2 separate regions of the Mus musculus genome follow, and region 1 is linked to region 2. A link is a loop called in an ENCODE intact Hi-C map of the cell type or tissue named here. Cell type or tissue: left cerebral cortex. All regions are shown on one strand.

Evidence for each region. Hi-C counts contacts between places; a loop is a spot of excess contacts. Peaks named below come from ENCODE experiments on the same cell type or tissue, not always from the same donor. Only the 100,000 strongest peaks of a DNase experiment are listed, where the experiment ranks them.
Region 1: it touches region 2 in a loop (8-fold over the local background); 1 of 42 quality-filtered maps calls a loop at or near these places.

What each region holds. Positions count from the first base shown.
Region 1 is chr13:47,040,120-47,044,119 of GRCm38, reverse strand. Tpmt (thiopurine methyltransferase) reads left to right here and starts at 903. Exons shown (of 9, transcript NM_016785.2): 1 at 903-1,016; 2 at 2,541-2,721; 3 at 3,924-4,000. The coding sequence starts at 2,597. It overlaps Kdm1b (lysine (K)-specific demethylase 1B), which reads right to left and starts at 621. Exons shown (of 21, transcript NM_172262.3): 1 at 450-621. In left cerebral cortex, a CTCF peak has its summit at 1,599; a DNase peak (open chromatin) is centred at 749; H3K4me3 peaks cover 1,532 bases; H3K27ac peaks cover 789 bases.
Region 2 is chr13:46,927,745-46,931,744 of GRCm38, reverse strand. Kif13a (kinesin family member 13A) reads left to right here and starts at 2,027. Exons shown (of 38, transcript NM_010617.2): 1 at 2,027-2,178; 2 at 2,439-2,529. The coding sequence starts at 2,124. In left cerebral cortex, CTCF peaks have their summits at 1,759 and 2,569; DNase peaks (open chromatin) are centred at 518, 859, 1,222 and 2,429; H3K4me3 peaks cover 2,450 bases; H3K27ac peaks cover 1,856 bases.

The DNA.
Region 1 (4,000 bases), 110 kb before region 2:
TCCATGTAGATGGGTTCCCTACAGCGCTGGGTGGAATCCCAGAGTAAGACCCCTCCTCCAGGCTGCGGGGTTCCCATAGCCCAGAGTGGAAATCCAGACTGGGGTCCTGTCCACCCGGTCCGCAGCTGGTGCCGGCGCCAGAGTGCCAGGTGCAGCCGCCGCCCAACTCACCTCCGCCCGGCCGAGGCGCAAGCAGCTCCCTGCAGGGTTCCAAGAGAGCGACGAGTGGGAAAGCCCGCGGCGCCGCAACCCCGCAGCCCAGCGCGGGAAGCCCCGGCTTGCACAGGGTCCCCCACGCCACCCCTTCCAAACGCGGGACGCCGGGGAGCCCCGGGGAACGCGCGCGCCTCCAGACCAGGCTCAACACACAGCCGGCCGCTTTGTGCGGAGCTGTCACCCGAAGCCCGCCGCCACCCCCAAGCGCGCCCGCGTGAGGCTCGAGTCCCTACCTCAGAGCGCTGGCCAGGGGGCGAATGCTGCCCTGGGCTGCACCGGGCTGCACCGGACGGCCTGATCCGCACTGCCAGCTGCAGCAGCTCGGCCGCCGCCGCTTCCGCCCCTATCACGCCGTGACCCGGAGTGGGAGGAGCGCACAGGCCCAGGGAGCAGGAGGGTCCCGGCGCTCGCCCCGCCCCGATGATTTCCGCCACTGCGCAATCTCGGCAGCTGCTAAGGGCGGGGCCCTACGCGTTCTGGGCGGAGACCTTGCTTCGGGGCGGGGCTTAGGTTTGAAGGTGGGGCCTGGGCGGCCTGGGTGGGGTCACAGGGTCCTGGGAGGGGCCTGCGCGCCCTGGGCGTGGTCTGCACGCTGGGCGGAGCCTGCGTGTCCTGGGCAGAGTTCTCACGCCCCGGGCAGGGCCTATAGGACCGGAGCCTGGATAATCTTTTCCGGGGTGGGATCAGACCACATTGGGCGGGGCCTTCGCCCCTGGGGCGGGGCCTGTGAGTCCTTGCACAGCTCCCGGCTTACAAAGGCGGGCTAGTGTCTGAGAGGTAAGCAGCTAGCTGCAGCCAAGGTAAGTAAGTTCTCAACCGGTAGTAAAGGCGGTCATCTGCTAAGACTGTGTGAGCCTGTTACAGCGTTTTTTCAGAATGGGGCTCCCGAAAAGCATGGATGACCCAGCTACTTGAGTCCCGAAAAGGGGTTCCGATAACCGCAGCAAAAACTGGGAATAAATGATCAGACTAGAAATGCTTTGAGTCCGATGTATTAAGTAGCCCCTTGCTTAGTGGTGTGTTTCAGATAACAATGTCCACGTGTAAAATACTGAGCCATCCTGGAGATTTGTGGACTTCAGTGAAGTTAGCTTTTCAGTTTAATGAAATTCAAAAATAAAACTAAAGCAGAACCCAAGCATTGTTGTGTACGAGGAAGCTGAGGCAGGAGGATCAGGGCGAGCTAGAGGTCAGCCTGTACTATATAGTGAGTTCTAGATAGACCCTCTGTTAAAAATGAAAAAAAAAAATCCTAGGCAGAAAAAGATGTTTTTTAGGTAGGCATATTGGACGTAAACGTTTGTTAGTGGGAGTTATTGCGGATCTGTCTTTTCTCAACCTTGTACTTTGCACCTTTATTGTTTTTAGAATTTTTTTTTTTCTCAAAAAATGATCAGTGAGCACCACTCTGAGGCGCTGTTACAACAGCTAAGTGGTTGTGTTTAACAGCCCCAGCTTCGGTGAGGTAGAGCTGGGTGGGCTAAAGATCTTTCTTCTGTGTTCAGGAGAGCCCTTGTTTCTGTAGGGCACCTTTGGGCATCACAGCTTCTGATAGAGAGTGGAGATGGGAGGAGAGCGATTCTCTTGCTTTTCTGTATCCACAATAATCCCATACTTCCCTCCGACCTCTCAGAATGCTGGACTCTGCCCCCTGACATGAGCATCAGGGAAAAGCCTTTTGTTAGCAAATACTTGGCTGTGAAGTGCATTTCCGTTCCCAGAGTTGATGGGGATGGTCCTTCTTTAATCCTAAGCACAGAAGCTAAATCATGCAACAACAGGACATTTCCTTACATTACTGCCTTTGTGACATGTTTGCTGGTTCACAGATTCAAGACATATGATCACCAATGATTTAAAGGGCAGGTTGGAACTGTGGAATTTTTTTTTAGTTTTTTTTTTTTTTTCCTTATATGAACGAATGTCTTGCCTGTATTGGATCCACTGCAACGGGGTTACAGACAGCCACGAGACACCTTGTGGTTTCTGGGAATTGCACTGGGTTCTTTTCAAGAACAACAAGTACTCTTAACTACTGCTGGGATTGAAGGCATGCTGCCATTCATATCTTATTTGTTTTTGAGAGAGTCCTGCTACGTAGCCCTGGATGGCCTGGAATCTACTATATAGATCATGTCGGCCTGGAATTTGCAATAACCCTCTTGCCTCTATCTCCCAAGTACTGGGGGCATGTGACGACTCTCCTGTCTTTAATGCTGATATGTGTTTTTAAAGCTATTGCCCTAGGTAGAGGGTTTTGTAGCGTTCATTAATAGAATCACAATGTTCCTGAATGACATCATTGTAGATGTCTTTCCACTTAGGCACTGGAGACACCAACCTCAGAGACAAAAATTGTCTACAACCCGTGGATGGTACCATGTCCCTTGATATGAAAGAGCACCCTGATGCTGAGGTACAAAAGAACCAAGTACTAACCCTGGAAGACTGGAAAGAGAAGTGGGTGACCCGTCACATCTCATTCCATCAGGAGCAAGGGCATCAGTAAGACATGTTTGGTCTCTGGCAGAGAAATGCTTTAATCAGAAACTGACTCTAGCGGGTGTGTACCTTGGTGGGTAGAGAGACCTTAGCATGAAGGAAGGTCTTGGTTTGTTCTGCAACACTGAACAAAACTGGGCGCAGTGGCATATGCATGTAATATCAGCGTTTGAGAGATGGAAACAAAAGCATTAGAAATTGAAGCTGCATAAGTGAGTTTGAGGCCAGTGCTAAGCTCCAGGGAGAGAGAGAGGAAAGAAGAAAAAAGAAACTGACTTTGAAATAAAAGTAACACACAAATACATTATTGCATTTCTTTTCAGACACACTGTCATCTCATATCGTTAGGGAATCACAAAGCACCCATAGCACATCATACTTTGATTTCTCTCAGTGTGCAATAATCTGATTTACAGATATATGAAATATATCTTCTTCTTAAAGCTCACCCTCACTTTGTTCACGTTGGTCACAGGTGCTTATACATGCAGCAGATACTGAAACAACATCTAACTTTCTGTCTCCTTATGTTCTAAAGCAAGGGCAAGCAAGGGTGAGCTCCCACAGGCTGCCTCAGCAGATATAGGCACTTGCCACATACCCCTACAGCCTGGGTTCTGTCCCTAAACACCACATGAAGGAAAGTGAGAACTGACTCTTGAAAGCTGTCCTCTGACCTCCAGACATGTGCTATGACATGGGAACATCATACATGTGTATGATAGATGTACACATAGACATATACACACACACCATAAATTAACTTAACTAAAATTAAGGAAAAAGTTAAGTTTATTGAGAGAATATTCTCTGATATTTTGAAAATACATAAATTTAGAGACCCCTCTTCTTAACATCACTTTCACGTAACAACAAAAATAAGAATATAAATATAAATGTAGACTTTTCCAAATGTATTTCTCAAGGCAACATAAGCAGTTTTTACTTTCCAGTCATGAAAACTCCAGGTTGCTAGTCATATGTAATACTAAGTAACTGCGTAGTGAAGCAAGTAACTTAGCTAACCTGTTTCTTTGAGTGTAACCCGGAGGTTGTAATAATTAACATTACCTGCTTGTTACAATGTTGAGAGTACTGAGATAATGAATGCAAAAGTTCAGAGTGTCATAAATTCTCCTCTCCCCTTTCCTGTGATTCTGGGCTAGTTAAAGCAAGCATTGTGGTAACTTTGTTCTCTTCCCCAGGCTGTTGAAGAAGCATTTGGATACATTTCTTAAAGGCCAGAGTGGACTGCGAGTGTTTTTCCCCCTCTGTGGAAAAG
Region 2 (4,000 bases):
AGGATATAGAATCTTTAGGACCAGGAGTTACAGACGATTATGAACTGGTTCCGTGAGATGCCTGGCATGTAGGTGCTGGAAATTGAACCCAGGTCCTCTGTAAGAGCGGCGTCCATTGCTCTTAACTGCTGAGCCATCTCTCCAGCCCTGGATGTATCTTTTTAAAATACCCAACATTCTAAAATTGCAACTGTTGGAAAGTGCCAGAACAACAATTTAGCATAGGGAAGACACCTTGCTTATTAAAGAGCTCTGGAAGAAGCAGACAAATTTTGAGAATAAGAGGTAATATTCAATAGAGCCAGCCAGAGGGATTTAAAAAAAATACAAGAACATACATAATCAAAGAATAGAATTTTAATTTCCTGGCTGTTGGATACAGGAAAGAGTATATATAGGAAGTAAAGCTAGGGAATTTAGTAAGAGGATGTCTCAGTAATCCAAAGGTGAGAATCGAGCCTCAGGGGCCTGTGAATCCTGTGGAAGAAATAGCTCGGGGCCTCTAGCCAAGAGCCTACAAAACTGTCTGTCGTGTCGTGTGTGTGTGTGTGTGTGTGTGTGTGTGTGTGTGTGTGTGTGTGTGAGAGAGAGAGAGAGAGAGAGAGAGAGAGAGAAATATTTGAAGAGCGGAATGAATGGAGGGACAGAGAAGGCGGGTAGCACTAGGAACCCAGGAGGCAGACTGCTGTATGACCCTCCGAGGTGACCTGAGTTCGTTGGTCGCCAGAATCAAGGTGAGAGAGACTAAGGAACAGCAGCGGAAGCACTGCTTCAAGTCAGGCTTCCTGGGAGCCGGAGGTGTGACTCAGTGGTACAGCGGTAGACCGCATGTGCAAGTCAGTCGCATCACGGGGCACCAGTTGGTGACAGACGGAATCCCTCCTATTTAGACCACCTGCTACACGTGGTTTACCATAATAAGTATCTCTCCTCCCTCAGTGTGGCTTCTGGAGACCAGAGCCAGCGAAGTTGTTCCTGCTTGTGTGTGGTCTCTACAGTACGGCACGCAGTAAGCACCCCATAAAACTCCCCATAAAGCAGTTCGTGAATGAGTGAATTTGGACCTTCATGCCATAGTGAGATTCCCCACCGGATCCAAACTGTTAAGACTTGGAGCACTTTTCAAAAACGCCTTGGCACCACGGAAGCGCCGCCCTCAAGCACTTGTTGAACCAAACAGAGCAAATCCGCTTCCTTCGGTTCCGCCCAGGCTGGGAGGTCTGGCTTTGGCAAAAGCGCGGATCGCGCTGCTGTGCCTTTCTTACGTAAGAGTTAATGAACCCTCCCGGCCATCTAGATCCCTCCCATTACAAGGGCGCAAGGGAAAGAAAATGAGCGCCGTATTTACAAACACACGGTTTTGGTGGTCCATTGCAAATTCATGTCTAGCCTTGGCTCCCCACAAAGAGCTTCCAACACCGCGGCAAAGCTCGGTGTGGGGCGCCGAGGGGCGGTGCGCTGTGGATGTCAGTGGAGGCGGAAGGATAGCGTGGATTAGGCCTGCGCACCCGGCACCCTCTCCAATGCCCCCCAGACCGCCCCAGGGCCCCGGCTGTGAGGGTGACAGCGGCCCCTGAAGGTGACTCGAGCTCCAGGAGGTGTCTGTGACGTCCCCCGCAGGCTCAGGAACAGGGGAAGCCAGGGGCTCCTTCTCCAGGCCCAGCAGCCCGGAGCCCGAACGCCTTTGCAGAGCGTCCCTTCCCGTGTCCCGGCTGCCCTGAGGCCGGAGACGCTCGCCTTTGTAAAGCGCCCCTTCCCGGTCTGCAGCGGCCTTACAGCCCGGGCGCGGCCCCCGGAGCGGAAGATGGCGACGCTGCCCGGCTCCCGGCGGCCGCGAGGGGCCGCGGTGCTGCGCGCTCGGCCCGGCCCGAGCGGCTAGAGCGGCGCTTGGGCCCGCGGCCTCCTCCCGCTGCCGCGCCCCGCCCCGCGCCCGCCCCTCCCCGGGCCCGGCCGTGCCCCGCGTCGCGCTCCCCCGGGATGGCCCGCGCGCCTCGGCGCTGCGTCTCGGAGCTCTCGGCGGAGCGGCGGCGGCCGCGCTCGGGGGGCGCGCGGCTGCTGCTGCGGCGGCGGCGGCGGCGCGGCGCTTGAAGGGGCCGCGTCGGGCGGAGCAGCGCGCCGCCAACATGTCGGATACGAAGGTAAAAGTTGCCGTCCGGGTCCGGCCCATGAACCGAAGAGGTGAGCCGCTCTCCCCAGCTCCTTTTGCATTTCTGCTCCGGCCGAGGGCGGGGGGCAACTTTGCAAACTGCAGGGCGGCCGGGGATCGGGGACACCGGTGTGGCCCGGCGTGGCCCCGGGTGGAGGCGGCGCCCAGGCTCTGGCCGCGGCCACTATGTGCCCGGGGCGCCGTCTCCCTGCCTGCCCGGACTGAGCCACGCGCGCCGGCTGCGGCCGCGGATGCTCCACTTTGCAACATCACCCTGCCCCTGTGCTTTCAGAGCTGGAACTGAACACCAAGTGCGTGGTGGAGATGGAAGGGAACCAGACGGTCCTGCACCCTCCTCCTTCCAACACTAAGCAGGGAGAAAGGTAAATCCCATCCCGGCGGCTCCTGCCAAGTTTGAGCCCGGAAAAACCGAGTGCGCTCTCCCATTGTTAGCAAGGGTGGCTTCAAGTTTGTCCCACGCTCATGCGGAAAGCGGTTGCAAGTGCAGGGTCCCCTCCCCTCCTTGTGCCCATCACTTCTTGTCCCCTCTCATCCAGAGCGATGTCTCCCAGGCAGGGAACCCTGGCCAGAGTCAGCACTCTGGCTTCCAGGCTCCTAGAACGTGAAGGGACCGGATGGAGATGTGTAGCCCAGGCCACATCTTAACACCTAGGAAAGACGTTATCTGAAGCGTGCAAATGACCAATCCAAGGCCTTATTGATGGAGTTCAGCTCCAGCGATTCTTACGTTGTTTGCCCCTTTTCGCAGAACTGCTTAGGATGTTGTATATGAAATGGGGGCTGGGAGCCTAAGAAATCAAACACCCAAGTACAAGGCTAGGGTCATTTAAAATCTGTATGTAGGTTGTTGGAGGTGGTGAGTTGAGATGGTGTCTGAAAGTAATTCGGGAATTTTGATTTTCGAGGAAACAGACAGAGTGCTGATACGGAGCTGTTTAGACACTGGGATGGGGGAATGTTAAAAGGGGCTGCATTTTCTAGATGGCAAGGCATTTGCATTTGAAAAGTCCTGACTGTGGGATCCTTATTAATTCTACTGTGTTCCATGCAATGGTATGGGAAAACGCCCTAAAATAGTGTGAATATTTGGCATTTTTATGGTAAGCCCCTGAGAAGAAATTGGTTGGGATTCATTCGTTATGGCATTGTAGGACCTTATAAAAATAGAAAAGAAAACCGGGATTCCGATTCGGCTTGGAAATGAGTACGAGTTTGACCCTGAAAGTCACCTGTTGGTTGATGAGCTCCATAATGAGTGGATTTTTGCTCTTTAAAGTTTCCCTGAAACCCAATTGTGAGTAGGGTTTGTTACTTTATTGCTAAGCGAGGCAGCTGCTTCCTTCTATAATCATACCCCACTGCAGCCCAGCCTTGCTAATTTTGGGGGTCAGATTGTTATGAGGGATAAGAATGGGGAATTCTTTCCTTTTTGTATTGAGCCCAGAGTGCTCCATTGACTTCGCAAACATTCTGCATTTCCTAGCAGATAGTCACTATAGCAGATTCTTATACTAACTTAATGGCTAAGTTATCTTAAAGATGTGTATAGATCTTTACATACAGTAATGGATGTATCCTTGGACAGTATTTTTGGACATGTTAAAATATTTTACAGTATATGTAGGCATATGGATAATAGTATAAAAGGTATATTTTATGGTGGGCATTAGTAAATTTGTTGAATAAACTAATTAAATAAGTGCCTATGCCATATCACTATTTTATTTGTCTTTCAAAGCTGGATCTTGTCATATTATTTCAGAAGACTATCTCTTTGGCTCTGGTTCGCCAAGGCAGCCTGGGGGGAACAGGTAGACTATTTTAGCTTCTCCT